Linked DNA regions of Homo sapiens: all the other regions are linked to region 1. A link is a loop called in an ENCODE intact Hi-C map of the cell type or tissue named here. Cell type or tissue: dorsolateral prefrontal cortex. All regions are shown on one strand.

Evidence for each region. Peaks named below come from ENCODE experiments on the same cell type or tissue, not always from the same donor. Only the 100,000 strongest peaks of a DNase experiment are listed, where the experiment ranks them.
Region 2: it touches region 1 in a loop (3-fold over the local background); 83 of 110 quality-filtered maps call a loop at or near these places.
Region 3: it touches region 1 in a loop (3-fold over the local background); 56 of 110 quality-filtered maps call a loop at or near these places.

Annotation. Positions count from the first base shown.
Region 1 is chr3:112,515,042-112,523,041 of GRCh38, forward strand. No RefSeq gene overlaps it. Among named protein-coding and RNA genes, the nearest start is that of BTLA, 20 kb to the left of the region's middle. RefSeq lists an enhancer at 6,887-7,387. In dorsolateral prefrontal cortex, CTCF peaks have their summits at 4,536 (motif pointing left) and 4,736; no DNase peak of the experiment used is centred here; H3K27ac peaks cover 365 bases.
Region 2 is chr3:112,288,630-112,296,629 of GRCh38, forward strand. SLC9C1 (solute carrier family 9 member C1) reads right to left here and starts at 5,587. Exons shown (of 29, transcript NM_183061.3): 1 at 5,464-5,587. In dorsolateral prefrontal cortex, CTCF peaks have their summits at 4,915 (motif pointing right) and 5,115; a DNase peak (open chromatin) is centred at 5,586; H3K4me3 peaks cover 1,265 bases; H3K27ac peaks cover 1,411 bases.
Region 3 is chr3:112,108,003-112,116,002 of GRCh38, forward strand. It overlaps C3orf52 (chromosome 3 open reading frame 52), which reads left to right. Exons shown (of 6, transcript NM_024616.3): 4 at 1,541-1,611; 5 at 4,962-5,143. MIR567 (microRNA 567) reads left to right here and starts at 4,799; the gene lies at 4,799-4,896. RefSeq lists enhancers at 6,834-7,093, 7,114-7,193, 7,204-7,253, 7,484-7,573. In dorsolateral prefrontal cortex, CTCF peaks have their summits at 3,982 (motif pointing right) and 4,181; a DNase peak (open chromatin) is centred at 4,002; H3K27me3 peaks cover 679 bases.

The DNA.
Region 1 (8,000 bases):
GTGTTTGCTTGTGTCAGTTTTGATAAATAACTTTTTATATTTTGTTATATGTTATATGCTCATGACATAACTTTTTCTTAATTTTTTTGTTATCTCTAGGCTAAGTGGTTCATCTGAGTTTTTTCAAATCGTCACAAATCTCCAAAAAAAATTCCAATATATGTATTGAAAAAAATCCACATATAAGTCAACCTGCACATTTCAAACATTTCAAACCTGTGTTTTCAATGGTCAACTGCAATTTGGGTAAAGTGTATGGATTCCTGTAAATTCCTTTAAAATGCATTTTAAAAGATGAATTAAATGGATGGGTAAAGGTACAGATAGAAGGATAGTTATATTGTTACTATAGTAAAATGTTAATGGTAGAATCAAGATGGTGTGCATTAGTGTTTGCTGTAAAATGAATTCAAACTTTGTTGTATGTTGTAAATAAAATGTTGGGAGAAAAGATGCTTTCACTTGTAAGTGCAAATAAAAACTAATTTTATTTTTAAAAATGCTAAATAATACATTCTAATATTATTAGTGACAGTGTAGATATATAAGAACTCATGTTTTTTTAATTTTTGTGGTGAGTGTATAAATTAGTATAAACTATTTAGAAGATAGCTTAAAATTATTGTATATATTAAAATAGTAAAGTGGCTGCCAACTTTGTATTCTTACTTCCAAGAATTTACTCCATGGGAATTATCACACAAGTGTGCAAAGATGTAATCAAGACATAAGTCTTGATTATAACAGAAAAAATATAAGCAAATTAAATGACCTGTTAGATGATTAATTGAACATCCATACAACTAAATACTAGGTAAGCATTGTTAATCATAATATAGATCTATTAATATATTTCTTAAAGAAGACGGTCCCCTCATATTGTTTAGTGACGAGGATTACAGGAATACATAAATGGTACAATCCCAGTTTTGGTTAATGCATACATATCCATATACTCATTTACATATATTCATGAACATATACATCTATATATGTATTTAGACACAAAGGGCTCATTAAAAGAATATTCATCAAAATGTCAAAAATATTAGCTCCAAGAGATAATAATGAACCTGATTTTTTATTTTCTTCTTTGTACTTGTTTGCAATTTTTACAATGAACTCATAATCCTTTACAAAAGCACTAATTATTATTTGAGGTTGTGTAGGGGGGAGTAAGACAGAAGGAGAAGGAAATATAGTCCAATAATGAAATAAAATGAAGCAGCCTTTATGTGTTTGTATGGATTGATCTCCAAGATTTTTTATGTGATCATTATAGACTGAAGTGTGTTACACCAAATTTCATGCTGAACTTCTAATACCCAATACCTAATAATGTGACTATGTTTATAAATAGGGTCTTTAAAGAGGTAACTAAGTTAAAATGAAGTCAGTAATGTAGGCCCTTATCGAATATGATTTATGTCCTTGTAAGAAGAGGAATTTTGTACAGATATTGACACAGATTCTAACTTGACCAAACTTCAGTCAGGCTCCCTAACCTTCTCCTAGGCCCATCTGTGCACCTCCTTGTAAAATCTGCTTTATCCAAAAACTCATTTAGTAAGAACCCCTCTCCCCCAGTAGCTGATCAACCGTGACATCTGATCAAGTTCCTCATCCTCCACTATCCCACAGGTAATAAATCACCTTGTTCTGTTTTTAGCAAGAATCCTGTGAAGTTGGTTTAGCTGAAATCTTCCTCACCCCTGATGTTTCCTTTTAGTAATTTTCCATCCATTGACCCCCACCCTGCTCCTTGGCTATAAATTCCCACTTGCCCATGCTGTGTTTGGAATTAAGTCCAATCTTTCTCCCAGGCTGCAAAATCTCATTGTGGTGTTACCTATACCTATTGCAATGGTCCTGAATAAAGTCTTCTTCACTGTGCTTTAATAAGTATTATTATTATTATTATTTTTGCATTTCTCATTTTCTTTGTAACATATTAAGTGTGTTTGCTTTATGTTCTCTGTTTTACAATTTCAAGATCTGAACTTTAGTTTTTTATTTTATTTTACATTCCAGGGTACATAACCTGCAGGATGTGCAGGTTTGTTACATAAGTAAACACAGGTAAACATGTGCCATGGTGGTTTGCTGCACCTATTAACCCATCACCTAGGTATTAAGCTCAGTATACACTAACTACTTTTCTTGATGCTCTCCCTCCCCCAACCCCCACCGACAGGCCCCAGGGTGTGTTGTTCCCCTCCCTGTGTCCATGTGTTCTCACTGTTCACCTCCCACTTATAAGTGAGAACATGTGGCCTTTGGTTTTCTGTTCCTGTGTTAGTTTGCTGAGGATAATGGCTTCCAGATCCAACCATGTTCCTGCAAAGGACATGATCTTGTTCCTTTTTATGGCTGCATAGTATCCCATGATGTATATGTACCACATTTTCAATCTATCCATCTGACAAAGGTCTAATATCCAGAGTATACAAAGAACTTAAACAAATTTACAAGAAAAAAAAAACCCCATTAAAAAGTGGGCAAAGGACATGAACAGATACTTCTCAAAAGAAGTACAGCCAACAAACATATGAAAAAAAGCTCAACATCCCTGATCATTAGAGAAATGCAAATCAAAACCGCAATGAGATACCATCTCACACCAGTCAGAATGGTGATTACTAAAAAGTCAAAAAACAACAGATGCTGGTGAGGCTGTGGAGAAATAAGAACAGTTTTACACTGTTGGTAGGAATGTAAATTAGAACAACCATTATGGAAGACAGTGTGGTGATTTCTCAAGGACATAGAACCAGAAATACCATTTGACCCAGCAATTCCATTACTGGGTATATACCCAAAGGAATATAAATCATTCAATTATAAAGATACATGCACATATATGTTCATTGCAGCACTATTCACAAACAGCAAAGACATGGAATCAACCCAAATGCCCATCAACAAGCATTATAAAATAATTTTTTTCTTTAACAATATGCATACAGGAAGAACACCATGTGAACATGAAGACAACCACCTACAAGCCAAAGAGAGAGGCCTCAGAGGAAACAACCATGCTAACATCTTCTTATACTCTAGCCCCAAGAAATGTGAGAAAATAAATTTCTGTTGTTTAAGCCATTCTGTTCAATCTGTGGTAGTTTGTTATTGCAGCCTTAGCAGATTAATACAGTGATAAAAGCAAAAACTGTATCAATATATATAGCAGTGGCTTTCAAATTTTCAATATATATATAGCAGTGGCTTTCAAAATTTCAAATTTTTCACAATCTACAATATGAAATTAATTTTACCACTCTACCCAGTATGCATAGACAGACATAGCTGGAACAAAGAACAAAATTTTTTCTTGCTAATGTATGTTGATATTTTTACTTGTTTGATTGTATTCCATCATTTCATATTAAGAAAGACACAATAACTGATTTTGCAACTGATGAACTGGCCAAATGTTAAAAAATGCTAGATAAGAAATACTATTATTTGTTAAAACAACAACAAAGGCCCCAGCAAACTAGATTCTTTGGATAGAGGCAGAAGGGGCATTTGTGAGCATCTATTTTTTAACTTTTTTTTTTTCCAAAATAAAATCTTATGAGAAAATCCAATGTATCAAACAGATAAATGCTGAGTTACTTTGGTAGACAGTGGTGGGGAGAGAAGTGGAGCCTTCCTACTTATCCCTGACAGCCCTGATGCAGCTCAACAGCACCAATGGCTCTTGGGTACAGGACTTAAAAACCAAATATTTATTCCACTCCTCTCATTATTTAGAAAGGGGGACATTGGGGTAAGGGACAAAGCTGTTAGGAGGGCCAGGTGCAGTGGCCCATACCTGTAATCCCAACACTTTGGGAGGCTGAGGTGAGAGGATCACTTGAGCCCAGGAGTTCTAGATCAGCCTGGGCAACATAGAAGACCCTGTCTCTATAAAAATTTTTTTTAAATTTAAAAAATTTGAAAGATGTTAGGTGATATGGTTTGTGTCCCCACCCAAATCTCATCTTGAATAGTAGCTCCCATAATTCCCACATGTGTGGGAGGGACCAGGTAGGAGGTAATTGAATCGTGGGGACAGTTTGCCCCATACTGTTCTTGTGATAGTGACTAAGTCTCACAAGTTCTGATGATTTTTATAGGGAGTTTCCCCTTTTGCTTGGCTCTCATTTCTTCCTTGCTTGCTGCCATGTAAGACATACCTTTTCTCCTTCTGTGATGATTGTGAGGCCTCCCCACCCATGTGGAACTGTGAGTCCATTAAACCTCTTTTTCTTTATAAATTACCCAGTCTCGGGTATGTCTTTATCAGCAGCGTGAAAACAGACTAATACATTAGGAGATTGAGATTGCAAGTTCTAAGCGAGGATTGTATAGATATAGATGTACCATCATTCTTCAATAATTGGGGAAGTGAGAATCTCAAATATAAAAGAGGTCCATCAATAACATCCATCTCTTCTTTCCATTAAAATAAGAAATATAAAAGTAGAAATAATGCTTGGTAAATGTGACACATCTCCAGTAGGCTCATATACTAACTTAAATCTTGTGCTGTTCCATTGCCCTCTGCTGGATGTTCTTAGTATCTGTGGCCTCAAAACTAGAAGTTCTAGTAGTGGTAGTAGTCACAGCAATAGTGATTATTATCATTATTGTCATTTTAGCAGCAGCCATGTTGAGGTCAAGCACTGTGCCACATGCTTTACATCCAAATCCTCCTAACAACTCTATGGCTAGATAATGCTCTCTCATTTTGTAGATGTGGAACCTGGGGGTTCAGAGGTAAATAAACAAACCAAGGTTACACAACTAAAAGTAAGAGACCCGGGAATTAAATATTGGTTCTAAAGCCTAGGCCTTAATTACTTGCTGTTCATTAAACTTTCAATCTGTCAGCTGTGTTGGTGATAAAACTGGAATGATATTACTAGTTGGGATCTTTTGATTCACTGATTATTAACAATGGAATCACAACGATCTTTATTCTAAAAAGCCAAAAATTATTATCTTCCTAAAATTACCAAAAAGGAAAAGCTTACTCCTCAACAGAGCAGGAGAGCATGTTTTCAGAGTTTCTCAAAGTGTGATTCAGGAAACTCCTGCATTGGAATCACATGAGGTGCTACTTCAGGGCAGAAAATCCTATGCACCAGGATGTATTTTGGAGGTAGAGAGGACAGAGCTTGTTCCTGAGAGCTGGGATATGTGTTAGTGGAGTGAGTGTAGAGAGAAAGAGGAACAAAAGATGGCTCCTAAAATTTTTGGCTCAGGACAAATTTTGAGGAGAGTAGTGGCATTAACTGAGATGAGAAAGATTATTAGAGGAGCAAGGGTTTTAATTGTTAGTTCAGTTGTGGCAGTTACTTTTTTGGCAGCAGATATAAAACCAGGAGTTTGGGTTTAGATATTATATTTATGTTGCCATATAGGTAACCAAATAAAAATGGTAGAGCTAACTACAAATAACTTTTAAAAATTCAGATCTATATTTAAGATCTATTCATGTTGTTTCACGTGTATCTCTTTCTAATTGCTGCATAATCCTTTGTAAGTCTATCAGTAGTAAGAGACCAGATTACTTCCAACTCCCGCCACCACAACCAACACAGCAGTGAGCATCCTCCTATACAATCCTTTAAGGTCCTCTGCATGTATTCTTTTGTGGTATAAACTCAGGAGTGAGGTATACTCAATTGGATTCGATACTGCCAGGTTACTCCCTAAAATGGCTGTGCTGGTCTATACCCTATCAGCAGTGCACAAGAGTTCCTCTACCTTCACATTTCTTTGAATGCTAATAACTATCCAGCCTAATTTTTCACTAGATAAAGAGGCATCTTATTGTTTTAATACATATCTCTCTGATAAGTTTGAGTATCTTTACACACTCGTTGGACTTTTGGGTTTCTGTAAATTGCCTATTAATATTTCATTGTTTTTCTTTCTTTGCCATGTGATAACTACATATTTATGGGATATATAGTAGTATTTCAATATATGTATACAATGTGTAATGATCAAGTCAGGGTAATTAAGCATATTCATTATCTCAAACATTTATGATGTGAACATTCAAAATAAAAATCCTCTCTTCTAGCTTTTTAAAAAATACACAATATTTCCCTTACAGTGCTACAGAACACTAGAACTTATTCCTCCTCTTTAGCTATAATTTCGTATCTGTTAACGAACTTCTCCGTATCCTCTCCTCCCCACTACTCTTCCTTCCCCACTACTCTTCCTTCCCCACTACCCTTCCCAGACTCTAAAAACCACAATTATACTCTCTATGAGCTCTTTTTTGTTTTTTTGGCTCCTACATATGAGTGAGAACATGTGGTGTTTATCCTTCTGAGCCATCTTATTTCAGTTAACATGCCCTCCAGGTTCATCCATGTTGCCACAAATTAGAAGATTTCATTCTTTTTTATGGCCAAGTAGAATTCCATTTTGTGTATATACACCACCTTATCCATTCATCTTTTGATGGACATTTCATATCTTGACTATTTTTAACAGTGCTACAATAAACATGAAGGTGCAGGAATCTCTCTGATACATAGATTTTCTTTCCTCCGGATAAATACCCAGTAGTGAGATTGCTGGACTTTCTTAGCACTCATGTTAAAAATCATTTGAACATATAGGTGAGAAGTTATTCCTGGGCTCAAAAACAAACAAACAACAACAGACAACAGATAAGGATACAGCATGGGCCGGGCACGGTTGCTCACGCCTGTAATCCCAGCACTTTGTGAGGCTGAGGTGCGTGGATCACCTGAGGTCAAGGGTTCAAGACCAGCCTGACCGACAGGGAGAAACCCCCGTCTCTACTAAAAATACAACATTAACTGGGCGTGCTAGCGCATGCCTGTAATCCCAGCTACTCAGGAGGTGGAGGCAGGAGAATCGCTTGAACCCAGGACGCAGAGGTTGCAGTGAGCCAAGATCGCACCATTACACTCCAGCCTGGGCAACAAGAGTGAAACTCTGTCTCAAAAAAACAAAAACAAAAAACCAGCATGATTTCAGGAGCAGAAAGAGAATAACTTAAAAACCAGCATAATGAGAAAGTTAGGAAGCTTCTTACCAAAGCATCTGGAAGTATGCAAGAAATTCTTGTGAACTAAAATTTTCGTGCTGTACTAGCAAACACTACAACTCACTTATTCCATCTTTCTGTATTTTGGGACCCAATTATCCACTTCTCTTCATTCCCTATCCCACCCCTTTTCTTCCTAGCGTCTGCTAACCACCTTTATACTCTCCACCTTCCTGAGATTCCTTTTGTGTGTATGTGTGTGATGGAGTCTCTTTCTGTTGCCCAGGTTGGAGTATACAGGCACAATCCGGGCTCACTGCAACCTCTGCCTCCAGAGTTCAAGGGATTCTTGGGCCTCAGCCTCCCGAGTAGCTGAGACTACAGGCACGCGTCACCACGCATGGCTAATTTTTTGTGTTTTTAGTAGAGACGGGGTTTCACCATGTTGGTCAGGCTGGTCTCGAACTCCTGGCCTCAAGTGATCCGTGCAACTCGGCCTCCCAAAGTGCTGGGATTACAGGCCTGAGCCACCACACCTGGCCAAGATTTTCTTTTTTGTTCCTACATGTAAGTGAGGACATGTAATATTTGTCATTCTGTTCCTGGCTTATTTCACTTAATATACAGACCTGAAATCTCATCCATTTTTTCTGCAGTGGAGAGGATTTTAGTCCTTTTTAGGCTGAATAATACTTCATTGTATGTGTATACCAGTTTAATTGACACAAATTTCTAAAAAGCAAATATTTTTAAAATGTCTCAGAATGTGAAACTTTAGGGATACTGTGCCCATTTTATTCTTTTCTATTTCCCATTTTATGGATATGCAAGTGTATAATAAAACAGCAATCAATGGGTGTATAAATCTATAACTTCAACAAATGTAAAATGAAAATGCTAAGTGGTGGCTGGGCGCTGTTGCTCACACCTGTAATCCCAGCACTTTGGGAGGCCGAAGCGGGCGGATCACCTGAGG
Region 2 (8,000 bases), 230 kb before region 1:
TATGGTCCTAGCTACTCAGGAGGCTGAGGGGGTGGTGGGACATTGTTTTGAGCCCAGGCATTCAAGGCTGCAGTGAACTATGATCGTGACACTGCATTCCAACCGGGGTGACAGAGTGATACCTTGTCTCTAAAACAAATTTCAGAATCTGCGGTCAGACTACTTGCATTCGTAGGTCTGATGGGCTTCTGCTTGTAGGTTGAAAGACTCAGGGTAGCTTACTTTAACACCACTGGCCTCAGTTTTCAAATCTGTATAATTTTCTAGTCTGTGTAATTTCTCTCCCTTTATTTATTATTTTTTGGAATTACCTAAGGAGCTATAATGATACTTGGTGCCTACGTCCTATCTCCAGAGATTCTGATTTAATTCAGTCTGGTTTGCAGCCTGGGCTCTTCAGGTAATTTTAATTTAACCCAGCCAAGGTTAGCAACCACTGTGATCCGCTCAATTCAGACAACATTGCTCAATTTTTAGTCTCAAAGCCAGCTTCTTTTCAATATTCTTGGTGAGGTTTTGTGAGAAAGGCTGTCAATGCCCTTCAGCCAAATGTTACCAGAAATACATCTGTAGTTAACAAGTTTTGTTTGTTATTTATTTGTTGCGGTGAAGGAGATGACTCACCATGGGAAACCATGGGGTATATCAGCAAAAGAGTGTTAGAAATAACCTATTAGAGGATCTGCGCTTTGTCTGGGTAATTTTGGAAAAGGTCTATGGAAGTGAGGGTTCACTTTAGGTAAGGTGCTGTCAGAAAGTGAGGACAATTCCGTGATTGAGTATTCAATAAAACTTTACTATAAGGAGGGTAGACTAGAGCTAAGATACAGCTGTGATGGGCACAGAAGCAGCAGTCACTCATTTTAGCTGAGACTGAGGGTGTTTGGTGTTGTATAGGTTGCACAACAACCTTTGTGTCTCATTTTGCTAAGGTTTGAAGTGACTTTGTCTGATGTTGATGTTCTGTGGGATCATTTATGTCAAAGAGGAGAACAACATTGGCGCAGCTGTGAGCCTAAGGCCAGCCTGGAGCAACATACTGAGTCCTATCTCTGAGTATTAGATCACTTCCTGGATTTGGGGGTTGTTTTGGGTTTTGTGTTTGGTTCTTTTCCTCAAAGGATTTCTAAATTTTTTAATGTTACCTAAACATATCAAGAACTGTAGGTAGACCTGAAGATCTCGAATGTAATATAAGTGACAGAGAAGAGTGAGCTCAGCTATGTCTCTTAACAGACATTCTCAACCTTGGCCACACATGGAATCACGTGGCAAGTTTTAGAAAATACTGATGCCTTGGTGCCCACCCTCCAAGGTTAATTTAATTCTTCTGGGGTGCAGCTTGAGTACTGGGAACTCTAAAAGCTTTCCAGTGATTCTAATGAGCAACTGGTGTTTAGAAACACTGCTCCAGGGGAAGCCCCTGCCATTAGGAAAGAACATTTTGGTCAATTAGTAATATTTGCTCTTAACATCAAACTATTGAGAAAAATATTGTCAATGTCACCTCTTAACTTGCCCACTCTTATGCCAAGACTAAGCATCCTCGAGTATACAGGCTAGACGAAATAAGGAAAATTATTTTCTGTACCACAGTTACACATTCCTACATGCTTTCTGAATTTAATATAGTTAAGAAGTCTATTGTTTTCCAAACTAAGAATACATGTTCCCATGAGCATTTTTATCATTTCTAAAATTATTTAAAAATTGTAATAAGTGTTTACACATTCAATTATAATAAATTTTTTTTTCAGAAAATAATAAAATTGTGCTGTGGTCTGAGAGAGTGGTTATTGTGATTTCAGTTCTTTTGCATTTGCTGACAAGTGTTCTTTGTTTGACCGTATGGTTGATTTTAGAGTATGTGTCACGTGGCAATGAGAAGAATGTATACTCTTTTGTTTTTGGGTGAAGAGGTCTGTAGAAGTCTACAGGTTCATTTGAGCCTGCTGAGTTTAGGTCCTGAATATGTTTGTTAATTTTCTGCCTTGATGATCTGTCTAAAACTGTCAGTGGGATGTTGAAGTCTCCCACTATTATTATGTGGGAGTGTCAGTCTCTTTGAAAGTCTCTAAGAACTTGCTTTATGAATCTGGGTGCTCCTGTGTTGAGTGGATATATATTTAGTTAGGTATTGTTAAATTGAACCCTTTACCATTATGTTATTACCTTCTTTTCCTTCTTTTTTTTTTTTTTTGATCTTTGTTGGCTTAAAGTCTGTTTTGTCTGAAATCAGGATTGCAACCCTTGCTTTTTTCTGTTTTACATTGGCTTGGTAGTTTTTCTCCATCCATTTCTTTCGATCTTGCATGTGAGATGGGTGTCTTGAAGACAGCATACCATAGGGTCTGGGTTCTTTATTCATCCTGACACTCTGTGCCTTTTAATTGGGGCAGTTAGCCCATTTACTTTCGAGGTTAGTATTGATACATGTGGATTTGATCTTGTCAGCATGATGTTAGCTGGTGATTATGCAGACTTGACTGTGTGCTTGCTTTACAGTGTCACTGGTCTGTGTACTTAAGTGTGTTTTTGTAGTGGCTGGTAATGGCAACATCATTCTTGACATAGGAGTGGGCTAAGGTTTCACGACAAAGACATCAAAAGCAATCACAACAAAAGCAAAAATTAACAAATGGGATCTAATTAAACTAAAGAGCTACTGCACGCAAAAGAAACTATCAACAAAGTAAACAGATAACCTACAGAATGGGAGAAAATTTTTGCAAACTATGCTTCTGACAAAGGTCTAATATCCAGCATCTATAAGGAACTTAAAATAATCTACAAGAAAAAACAACCAGCCCCATTAAAAAGTAGGCAAAGGACAAGACACTTCTAAAAAGAAGACATACATGCTGCCAACAAGCATATGAAAAAAAAAGCTTAACATCACTGATCATTAGAGAAATGCAAATCAAAACCACAAGGAAGGTACCATTTCACACCAGTCAAAATGGCTCCTATTAAAAAGTCAAAAAATAACAGATGCTGACAAGGTTGTGGAGAAAAAGGAATGCTTATACACTGTTGGTGGGAATGTAAATTAGTTCAACCACTGTGGAAAACAGTGTGGTGATTCCTCAAAGACCTAAAAACAGATCTAACATTTGACCCAGCAATCCCATTACGGGGTATAAACACAAAGAAATGTAAACTGTTCTATCATAAAGACATATGCATGCGTACATTCATTGCAGTACTGTTCACAAAAGCAAAGTCATAGAATCAACCCAAATGCCCATCAATGGTAGACTAGATAAACTAAATGTGGCACATATACACCATGAAATACTATGCAGCCATAAAAAAGAATGAGATCATGTCCTTTGTAGGAACATGGATGGAGCTGGAAGCCACTATTCTTAGCAAACTAATGCAGGAACAGAAAACCAAATACTGCATGTTCTCACTTATAAGTGGAAGCTAAATATTCAGAACACGTGGACACATAGAGGGGAATACACTGGGGCCTACTTGAGGGTAGATGGTGGGAGGAGAGAGAGGATCAGGAAAAATAACTAATGGGTGCCAGGCTTAATAGCTGGGTGATTAAATAATTTGTACAACAAATCTCCATGACATGAATTTACCCATATAACAAACCTGCACATGTATCCCAGAACATGAAAGTTAAATTATAATCACATTAATAATAATAAAATTACCACGAATCCTGTTTACTCTTAAATTCAGAGATATATATGATCAAATTCAACACAATTTATCTCTCTGGCTATGCATATGTGATAAATACCATTTGGCTTCCCCAACCTCTACTCCAAAATCTCATAAGAAATCTCTATTTGAGAATAGATGTCATCTTAAAATAGTTTTAAAAATACTAACATTACTGTAGCTTAATATGTTAAATGTATGGGTAAGGAAATAGCTATGAGAATAAACAGGTTTTCTTTTTTTTGTTTTTTGAGACGGAGTCATGATCTGTCGCCCAGGCTGGAGTGCAGTGGTGCGATCTCGGCTCACTGCAAGCTCTGCCTCCCGGGTTCACACCATTCTCCTGCCTCAGCCTCCCGAGTAGCTGGGACTACAGGCGCCAGCCACCACGCCCGGCTAATTTTTTGTATTTTTAGTAGAGACGGGGTTTCACTGTGTTAGCCAGGATGGTCTCGATCTCCTGACCTTGTGATCTGCCCGCCTCGGCCTCCCAAAGTGCTGGGATTACAGGCGTGAGCCACCACGCCCGGCCACAGGTTTTCAATATAATTAGAACTCTTCATCTTAAGCTGACTTTTGACAGCTTTGTAAAAGTCTGTGAGTCCAAATCCCATTAAAGAAAAAAATATTGGTTTATCACATAGGTCCTCTGCATTAATTTAACAATAAGTTAGTTGACTGAGCACAGTGGCTCACGCCTGTAATCCCAGCACTTTGGGAGGCCTAGGCGGGTGGATCACTTGAGATCAGGAGTTCGAGACTAGCCTGGCCAAAATAGTGAAACTGTCTCTACTAAAAATACAAAAAAAAAAAAAAAAAAATTAGCCAGGTGTGGTGGCACATGCCTGTAATCCCAACTACTTGGGAGGCTGAGACAGGAGAATCAATTGAAGAGGCAGAGATTGCAGTGAGCCTAGATTGTGCCACTGCACTCCAGCTTGGGTGACAGAGTGAGACTCTATTTCAAATATATATATATATATATATCTCTCATGTTAGCTAATATCTCAATTCTCTTTGTGTGTGGAGGAAATTAATGACTGCCCTCTCAAAAATGACATGAATTTGTCCTTGTCAGTCAGCCAGCATTGAGAAATTTTGTCTCATGAACCGTAAGTCACACTAATTTACCATGTTACTGAACATGGAAACAGTCTTCTTCCTTCAGATTGGAACGTTTTGCAAGAATTAGGTGAAGAAAGCATCCTGAAGAGGGCACTGTGGGATCTCAGTAATCTTCACAGCTACAAAGCTCATGCTTAATGGTTTATTTTATATTGATACCAGAGGCTGGATTGTCTCCTTAGTAAACTCTCCTACCACACAACGCAGACATCTTACTGACTCTGAAGGTGGGTGGGCTATTGCCCTCCTAATGCCCCTCCACTCAGAATGAGCCCTTCCTCCAGCTCAAGATCAGCTCCACACACCTGAGGCGATTCCCTGAACCAGTGAGCTTTCCCCTAGGGCTGGACTTTTCAGTTTCAGTAACGCAAAGGGAACACATGCCACTGGATAGTTCACAAAGAGTTGATGTAAAAAGCATAATGGAGGAGGGGAAGCAGCTAAGGGGTAGAAGTTCAAACCGAGAAGCTAGCTGATCTTTGGGAAAGTGTTCCATGGTCTGCCACAAGAAAGGCAGAAGCGCCAAGAGGGAGTGGCTGAATCTCTAGCAGGAAAACAGTGGGAGCCTTTGTTCATCTAGGAGGCGAGACTGAGAGAGAAAGTACCAGTAGGAAAGGTCAACTTCCAGAAAAGGAAACTAGAGACTGGAGAGCTCACCATCCGGAGCCTCAGGAGGAGTATCCCGTGGTGTGCAAGTGAGAAGTGGGGGGCAGCTATTTCGCTCACAGCCAAACAGCCCAGACCAACTGCAACCTCACTGACAGTTACTTGCTCCAAACTCGCCCCTAGTCTGCACCGGTTAGCTTCAGGCCCATCATCTCTTACTTGATTGGCTGATGAAATGCAACGTCATTGCTCCTGTATATCTCAGGCATTTGACGGCTTAAGGCTTTGTTTTATTTTTTAAAAATAAACAAATAAGGGGTGAAAATGAACCTACAGAAATTGCGCCATTGTGTTAATTTAAGACTTTGGGACAGTGGATTTCTGACAAAGAGCTGTTGGACACTGCTTTCCCAGAATTCTAGTAAAAGGAAGTTTCCTGGATAAGATAGTGTGGTAGAGATATGAGGACGCAGGTTGCTGGGTTAGGGAAAAAGTGAATGGATATTGTGGGCATGTAAGAGAATGAAATCAAGATGACAAGGTGAACTTTCACTCTGGGTTATATGTGAGGAAATTTTCAGGAATAATGATATACTCATTTGTTTTTTCTAAACATAATATGTAAAAAATATTTTAATTGAAATTACTTAGTTATTACTATAGAGCCAACTTTTCACATTCCTACTCTCATAAAATATCTTAAAGTTATTTAAAATTGTATTTAATGTTTTGTTCTCTGTGTTTCATCTCTTTCTCCCGACCCACACGTTTATAAGTGAATGGTGGTAAAATTCCCAACTCTTCATTTGGCCTCCTCTGATACTACCCTGATGAAGAAGGCAGGAGGCAACTTGTTTGGCTGGGTTGGAGCAGAAGTCCAGGCTCCCTACATGGTCTCCAACTGAGGCATGGGGTGCATCTTTATGGCCTGGTTGTTATGGAAGTTCCAGCTCCCACAAGGCCTTTTCTGATACTGCTCTGGTTGGGGTGGGGAAACAGGCAGGGTTCTGGCATCTTGTATGGTATGGGTGAAGTTTAAGCTTCCTACTCAGTCTTTGCTGGTATGTGGGTACAGGGAGTGGGTGAACACTTTTCTGTGGTGTTTGGTTAAAGTAGAGCAGTTACTGGTGAAATTTTCTGTCTTGCTGGGCTGCCCCTTTTCTTGGGTCTTTAAAAAATCTATTCTCGGCCAGGTGCAGTGGCTCATGCCTGTAATCCCAGCACTTTGGGAGGCCGAGGCAGGTGGATCACCTGAGGTCAGGAGTTCGAGACCAGCCTGACCAACAAGGTGAAACCCCGTCTCTACTAAAAATACAAAAATTAGCCGGGCATGGTGGCAGGCGCCTATAGTCCTAGCTCCGGGAGGCTAAGAAAGGAGAATCACTTGAACCCGGGAGATGGAGGTTGCAGTGAGCCGAGATTGCGCCACTGCACTCCAGCCTGGGAGACAGGGTGAGACACCGTTTCAAAAAAAAAAAAAAAGGATTCTCATTGTTGGAAATACATGCCACATATCTGTGTGTGGGTTGTGGTTCATGTGTGGATATATATTTAAAAATTAATTAAGTTGCAAAGCTAATATTTGCCACATTATGTATTTGTTTATATACATATGTCTTGCTAAGTTTATATATATATATATATATATATATATATAAATAAAACAGGAAATGTAAATGTTGTCTAATATTTCTCTTTAGCAATATACTCTAATGACCACACACTGGACATCCTTGTAATCCAGAATCATTCACCTTTTTTTTCCAAGAGATGGGATCTCACTCTGTCACTCAGGCTGGAAGGTAGTGGTATGACCATAGCTCCCTGCTACCTTAAACTTCTGGGCTCAAGCAGTCCTCACACCTGAACCTCCCAAGTATTTGGGTGAATACTTCTACAGGCATGTCACCACACCTAATTTTTTAATTCTTTTTGTAGAGATGGAGTCTTGCTATGTTGCCCAGGCTGGTCTCAAACTCCTGGCCTCAAGCCATCCTCTCCTCAGCCTCCCAAAGTCCTGGGATTATAGGCATAAGCCACCTCCCATGGTATCAGTGGAGACCATGCAGGGAGCAGTAATAGGACACCCTTCTCTTTCCCATCCAGGGGGCTATCATCAGAGACCTAGTGAAGAGCCTGAAGCCCCACTCCTACCTAAGCAGTAAGAAGACACCCCTTCTTCGGCTGTGTGTCAATGAAGACTGAGTAGAGAACTTGAGCTTTTATTCCAACTTGCCTACAAGAGGTGACCCCACTTCTCCTGCCAGAACAGTGTCAGAGGATGCCTGGTAAAACCCAGGATTTAAATAAGATCCAGTATCTTATAATATCTGCAATGTCCAAATAGAAATTGAAAATCGCTCATCATACCAAGAACCAAGGTGATCCCAACTTGAATGAGAATGGACAATAAAAGACACCAACCCTAAGATTACAAAAATGTTAGAATTATCTAAAAAGGATTTTAACATAGCCATCATAAAAATATTTCAGCAAATGCTAATAATTATGAACAGTATTGAAATAGATGAAAAAATAGAAAGTCTGGGCAAAGAAGTAAAGTTCCAGGGAAAAAAATAGGTGATATA
Region 3 (8,000 bases), 410 kb before region 1:
CATAATGGCTGTAGCTGGGGATGGCACATGTTCCTAGTACTACTAGTTTAGGATTCAGATATCTGAAACACAACTACTCAATGCCTGGGAAAAGATACTTGTAACATAATATCAACAACTAGTATCCAGAATATAAAACTAACCACTTCAGATAGATAAGAAAAAGACAGATAAGCCAAGAGAAGGAAAGGAAATGAGTGAGAAATTCAGAGATGAAAAGTCCCAAAGAGTTAATAAACATGAAAAGATGTTCAACCTCACTAGTAAGCGAGGCAGTACAAATTAAAACAATGTGAAGCACTATTTTATACTCCTCGGAGTGGTAAAAATTTAAGTTTGGTAACACTAAGTGCTGGTAAGGATGTGGGAAATGGATATTTATACATTGCTGGGAGGGGTGGGAAAGGGAGAACAATTTTGTGAAGTTGGAGATGCACCTACCCTTAAACCCAACAATTCCTTTTCTTGGCATATGCCCATTGGAAACTCCCGCATGTCCAAGAAGAGATGCATGGAGACATTAAGGATGATTGCTTCAGCATAAGTTGTGATGGGGAAAATTGAGAATAGTGCATGTGATCATCATCAGAGGAATGGATAGGCTGGTATACTCATTTAAAGGAATCTGTGCAGGAGTTAGGTGAATGCCTTTCATTGAGATTTACTTTATGGGTAAATCTTAAATGTAATTTTGAGTGAAAAAAGGCAAGTTTTAGAAGATTATGTAGAATATGGTGCCTTTTATTTGAATAAAAACACAAATTATATTTTGTTATGATTACATAAATAAGTAGTAATTTGTAAAAATATGCAAGGAAAGGATGCATGCCAGCTTCAGAATGATGGTTAGTATTAAGAAAGAGAGAGAGGAGGAACTGAATAGTATGTAGGAGTCACTTTAGCTTTATTTTGTTTCTTAAATTAAAGGGCTGAACCCAATATAGCAAATATGAAGACATGAAAGCTAGGTAGTGGAAACACAGGTGTCATTATTTTTTATGATGCTTGCAATATTTCATGCATAAAATAAAGCCTCCATATTTTTGCAGTTCCCCTCTTTGTCTCTTTGTCCAGGGGATGTGCTAGACCCATGGCTTAGCATGGCTGTTTGTCTTTACACTGAAGCTCTGGAGAAGGGAGAAAGAAGCCCTGGGCTAAGCAATGTCCCAGGTGCTAAGTGGTCTGTGCTGCTGCTGTCCAGCAGCCATTTTGGGGTCTTCTCTTCTCTCCTTCCTATGGTCTGTGAGGCCTGTGTGGGCTCCAGCTGCTGATATTCTCACCACTAAGGCCACAGGGTGCCAGTGCAACTTCTGAGAGAAACTGAGTCATTTGGTCCTTATAAATGGAGTTCTTTTGAAGTAGCATTAACTTGAGTTTTGATTTATGGTGGGCTCAATTCTTGATCCAGAGCTTCCAGATAACGTTGATTCCAGGCTGGAGTGGAATCTCCTCTGCCTTAGAAGCAGTTTTGCTTTGTCAGGTGATGTGTAATATGATCTGTCGGTAATGTGTGTGGTTTAATTTGCTTCTGTTTGTTTAGCTCACAGATGTGTACAGTACATCGCCCTCTCTGGGTCGTTATTTTACTTCAGTTGAAATAGTGGACTTCAGGTAAGAGTGTGGAACATTACATTTTGCTCTCTTTCTCTGGAAAGAGATCCCCCCACCCCACCCTTCGTCATTTACCTAGCAGGGATTCCCAGAGCCTCAGAGCATGAAGGGAACCTGTAATAGAATCACAGAATGTCAGTGCTGGGAAGGTCTTTTACACCAACAGGCTCAACTCCCTTATTTTACAAATGAGAAAAAGGAAGCCCAGATTAATGGTATAATTCAACCAGGGTCACACAGAAGAGGGGAAAAGCCAGTCCCAGGTAAACCATTTCTGTTTAACAATGAATGCTCAAATAAGCTAAGGGTAGAAGTAGAAATAGATCTCAGGTCGTGCTGTGATGCGAGTGATACATGTATAGGCATTTGCTTTTGAGGAGCACAAGTAATACAGGAGTACATTCTCCTTGTTTAGTATTAAAGATGTAAAGAGGGGCCGGGCGTGGTAGCTCACGCCTGTAATCCCAGCACTTTGCGAGGCCAAGGCGGGCAGATCACTTGAGGTCAGGAGTTCAAGACTAGCCTGGCCAACGTGGTGAAACCCTGTCTCAACTAAAAATACAAAAATTAGCCAGGTGTGTTGGTGGGTGCCTCTAATCCCAGCTACTCAGGAGGCTGAGGCAGGAGAATCTCTTGAATTCGGGAGGGGAGGTTGCAGTGAGCCGAGATTGCGCCACTGCACTCCAGCCTGAGTGACAGAGTGAGACTCTGTCAAAAAAATAAAAATAAATAAAAATAAAAAAAAGAAGACATAAAGAGGTATGCACAGGAAAAGTCTCCCTTCTGCCTCCTTTCTTCTCCACTGCCACCACCAATAACTAATGCCATTCCCTTCCATGGAGGTAATAGCTGTCAAGAGTTGAGTGTAATTACTTCTGTTCATGTATCTACCATAGGCACCACAAATACTACACACACATAGGATATACACACCCATATGTATTTTTTATTTTTTAAATTTCCTCCTCATCTTTAATGTTCTTGAGATGTAGGCATCAGGGTGTATGTGTGTAGAGTCCATTTATTATCCTTTTACATCATTGGGACTATTGGAGATGACTTAAAATTTATATCAAAGCTTCATTATCCATTATGCCTGAGATGTCTCTGGAATATGACCATCAAAAGTTGTATTATATTGAGATTCCCCCTTCAAACTATAAGTTCTCCAAACCCTAATATTAGCAGACCTGGGAGGGGAGGCACATAAAGCAGGTGGTAGGTAGCACCATGGTGTGGGGCCAAACAGACCTGAAGTCTACAGATACATATGGTGCAGGCTGCCTTTGATCTCCTTCTTTAAAGACCCCCAATGGGCTGGGCATGGTGGCTTACACCTGTAATCCCAGTACTTTGGGAGGCTGAGGTAGGCAGATCATGAGGTCAGGAGATTGAGACCATCCTGGCCAACATGGTGAAACCCCATGTCTACTAAAAATACAAAAATTAGCTGGACGTGGTGGCGCGTGCCTGTAAACCCAGCTACTTGGGAGGCTGAAGCGGGAGAATTGTGTGAACCAGGGAGTCGCAGGTTGCAGTGAGCTGAGATCGCACCATTGCACTCCAGCCTGTGACACAGAGAGACTCAAACAAGACAAAACAAAACAGACCCAGTGTACATGGTACTTACGGTGACATCTCTGCACTTTATTTCAAGAAGTCCAGGCAGAGGTCCTAAAGTATTGAATTGAGGAAGAAAAGCCATTGCTTCCCAAAGGGTGCTGCTGCACATGGGTGGGAGGCGGCTAAATCCCTGGCACATGCATTTGTGTCTACAGGGGCATTGTGACCTCAGCCCTGGACTGGCCCAGCTAGAACCTGGAAAAATGCCCTTTGGTTTATTAGCTGCTAGACTCACTCCAGTGGTGGGCAGCTGGGCGAAAGGCCCTGAAAGTTGCTCTTTTCTCAAAATTCAGCCTCATGTAAATTTACCCTGTGACCTGCCATGGGGGATTAGGATGGGCTGGCCAGGCCAGGCTAGGTGGCCTGATTTTCCCATTCAGCTTCTGACCTGGTCTTCTGAAAGTCAGACTCTGGCCCTCTTCATTAGCCAGCCCAAGTCCTTGCCCCTGGGAATGCAGGGTGGCTGGCTGTGTAGGTGTTGATCATCATTAGCGATAATTAGAGGGCAGAGCTCAGGGAACAAGTTATGACACCTGCAAACTAGGTTAGCTGGATTGCAGTTTGAAAGTGCATTTTTTGGCCCTCCTTTAGTGGCATCCTTGAAACTATGAGTTTCTTCAGAGTCCTGACTCTCCATTATTCATTTGATCTGCAGGATCTGGCACATCTCCCAGCCGTAGTAGAGTTTATAAGCTCAATTGTCAGCCACCTTGTAAGATCGAAGAGTATCGGCCTATGTGACCTGTAGCCAGAAGAGGGAGCTCTTTGCCTATCCTTAGCAGGGGCAGTGGCCTGATTCACACTAATGGGACTGGTGCATCTGCAAAACTTCCCCAAGGTGATAGTCTCAGATGTGGCCTCCTGCTCATTATTTTATTGCTGGTTCTTAATCTGGCCCATCTTAAACCAAAGTAATAGGATAACTATGAATAAACTAAATGTTGAAGTAGCATTTAAAGAGTAGCATTAGACACTAATTAATGGAGGGTAGCCCTTGATTATTTTTATTTTGGAAATGGGAAAAAATGTTCTAGGAAGATGAAAATTCCCTTTCCTTAGGTCCCATTACTGAGAGTTACAGGGCTTGGTTATCTTGCCCTAGGGGCCTCTGGAAATGGGACAGAAAAGTTTCTCACTTTGGGGACAAACCAGGGAAGCCTGATTTGTTGCTGATACACAGGGTGGTCTCTGTCAACGTTCAGAAGTTCTGGACCCAGCCAATGGTAGGAAACTTTGGCTGTGCCTTAAACATTTTCATAGGTCAAATAAAGAATTGGTTAAACTAAATATCCCTGGCACACCTTTGTGGGGGCAATGCTGAGAACATGAAGAAGGAATGTGTGTGGAGAAAAGGGGAGGCTTCCCTGGCTTGCCTTAAGGGATGAAGGCTGGGGTTGGGACAGATGGTGGGTCAAGCCTGGGATCTTCTCAGCATCTTGACTGGAGATGGGCACCTCTACCTCTACCTCTGATGGCCTCTCCCAGTGGATTCCTAGAGGATAGGTACTAGGTGGAAGGAGGAGGTTAGGATCACCTCAACTTTTTGTGATGAATCTATGGAAGAGGATTCTTATAGGACAGTATGTTCTTCCAGGACAGAACATTCTTTGCTATTTTGTACTGGAAGAACATGCAAAACTAAAAAAAAAAAAAGTTATTGCTTAAATTCATTTCTTGAGTTGCAGTATGATGCTGTTTATGTTTTAATGTCTTCCATTGCCTTTCAGTGGTGAAAATGCCACAGTAACGTATGACCTGCAATTTGGGGTTCCATCAGATGATGAAAATTTTATGAAGTATATGATGAGTGAGGAGTTGGTGCTGGGCATTTTGCTACAGGATTTCCGTGATCAGAATATACCTGGTTGTGAGAGTCTGGGGCTTGATCCAACATCCCTCTTGCTCTATGGTAAGTAGAGCAAGTAAAGAAGTCAGAGTTGTGACAATAAACAGGTGAACCAGATTGGGGTCAAATTGGCTTGGTTCGATTTGGCAACTGTGGTGACTTGGTACTGTGTCAGACTATTCATTTATTCACTCATCCCCTCAGCAGATGGTGTTGCTGTGAGGTGATGTTCCCCTCTCTGTGGAGGCTACACAGTCCGTGCCCTCCATAATTAGACAGTGTAGTTGGGGAGCAATTATGGAAAAGATAATTCAACTATAAAGATGAACATTGCTACATGTTTCCTCATGCAGTTCACCCACATTCTAAGCCCTGTATCCTACTTTACAACATGATTAGCAACCTTTATGGAGATACTGTGGTTTCACAAGAGAAGTAAGAATTGAAGAATTGGAAATAAATGATACAGCTAAATTGCTGAAAGAGTATCTCAATATGGGGAACCTATTTCTTTTTCTGTTGAAGGCCACTGAGACCATTAAGAAATTAATAGAGGGGTATACAAAGACAAGTTTATTCCTTTCCTTAGAAAATTATGACAAATTTACTTGTCAACTTTTAAAATTAAGAACAGAACAAGGAAATAGATATGTTCTTTAATAAATGTAACAAACACCCCATTTATCAGAATCTGAGAACTTTTGACACTCAGAACAAAACCTGACAGAAAGGAAGGTCAGAAGGCCAAATGGCTTCAAGCCCTCAAAATATCCTTCCATTGCTTTGTAGTGAAGCTCTGGCCTTTGCTGCTGATCTCACTTTCTGATACCTCGCTCGGAGGCTTGTTTGCTCTTATTTAGCCCCTAATGCCAACAATCTTGAATATTTTATGTTCTCATCCACAGTCCATCAGAATCACTTTCTCCACATGAGTAGGTTCTCAGTAAATACTAGTTGAATGAATGAAAGGCAAATTAGAAGTAGTTGTGGTTGGCAGCAGGTGCATTAACGGTCTAGAATCAGAAGCATGGAACAGGGGGTTAAAAGCACAAGTGTTAGTGCATAGTACAAGACAAGGTGTTTATTATGATGATGACACTGTTTCTTGAGGATGAGAGGCAAGAGTAATGTTGGCCTAAGAAGGCAGAACGTTATGTAAAACAGTTCTTAAGAATGCCATTCAGAAGGCCAAATTTTAGCTCACTGGAAGTCTCATAAATGGAGATCTTCCTCACAGAGCATCCTGAATAAAGTGTGTCTGTGGGTCAGGCAGACACTATATGTGTGTGGAGTGAAGAGATTGTGCCCCAGTTACAGGAATTAAAAAAAAAAAAAAAAAAGCCAGGCGCGGTGGCTCACGCTTGTAATCCCAGCACTTTGGGAGGCCGAGGCAGTTGGATCACCTGAGGTCAGGAGTTCGAGACAAGCCTGGCCAACATGGTGAAACCCCATCTCTACTAAAAATACAAAAATTAGCCGGGCATGGTGGCAGGTGCTTATAATCCCAGCTACTCGGGAGACTGAGGCAGGAGAATCACTTGAACCTGGGAGGCAGAGGTTGCGGTGAGCCGAGATCGCATCATTGCACTCCAGCCTGGGTGACAAGAGTGAAACTCCATTTCAAAAGAAAAAAAAACCCAGAAACCTTCAGCCTCCTCCCATGTGAAGAGGCCTGCGATGCCTGTGGGGGCTGCTGCTGTGGTGTGGTTGGTCTTGATTTTCTTAGGCCCCTTGCAAAAATTGTTACTGGCTCTTTCCAAATGGAGGCCAGGGAGATGGGCAGAGGTCTGAGGAAAGGTTTAAGAGGCTTCCAAGGCTGAGAGGTTCAAATAGTACAGGATAAAGGGCAGGCTGCTTGTGAGACCTGAGGAGGGCTCCCAGAAGACCCTGAGCTTGGCCAAAGAGACTCAGCTGTTTCCCCAGGGCTTGGTGCTCCAGCAGGTGCTGGGAAGGCAGCTGTGAGTGGAACAAAGTCTCTGCTCTTCTGGAAATTGCATTCTTTCTCTCAGACATTTCTTCTGACGGGACATGCTGAGAAAATGTGGGGTTTTCTGTGACCCCATGTCCCACTTTCCAGAGCATGAATGTGCAATATTTGAGCCATTTTATGTTTTCAGAATGTGAGTGTCACTGCCCTCTCAAAGGGAAGGGTGCACAGAGAAGCAGTTGGGAAGTGAGGAAAGAAGAAGAGGGACTCATCGCAGGCATGCAGGCAGATGGGGGATGAGCTCAGAGGCAAACTCTAGAGAAAGGGAAAATGTGTCAGGGAGAGGCCCAGGGCCCTGGGAGGGACCAAGAGGGATGGAATGAGTTCTTACGCCAGTTTCTACGTGCTCATGAGCTGTGGGCTTGGGGGATTACCATCCCCGCCCTGTGATTACCCAGGCAACTAGTTTCCCACAATGGTAATGTTCTTAGTCTTCAAAGAGCAAAGATTCTTAAAATTGTTTGGTTTGTGTGCTCCTTAGAGAATTTGAAGACAGCTGTGTACCTTCTCCCCAGGAAAAAAAAATGTACCTACTTCTCCCCACAACACAAAATTGTACAGACAATTTCAGGGATTCCGAGTATTTCCCTGAGGCCAGCCTATGGTCCATTTGGGGTTTGTATATGTGCGCTTTAGAAGCAGAATCCAAAATTAGATTGTAATTTAGATTCCTGAGGGGTTTTGTGTGTGTTTGCTTCTCATTCTCTAATTTGGAAATACGGCGATTATTTTGACCTGACTGCATGCATATTTGGATGCCTTATAAAAATAAAAACTTAAAATATAATGATAAAGGAATTTTTTAAGTCCATCATCCCTCACCCTTCCCTATCTTTGGTCTTCTTCACCTCCTAGATGAGTGGGGCCCTGGGCTAGGAGGGGGAAGTCTGTTTTACAAAGGTCGAAGAATAGGTCAGCATCATGAGTTATTTT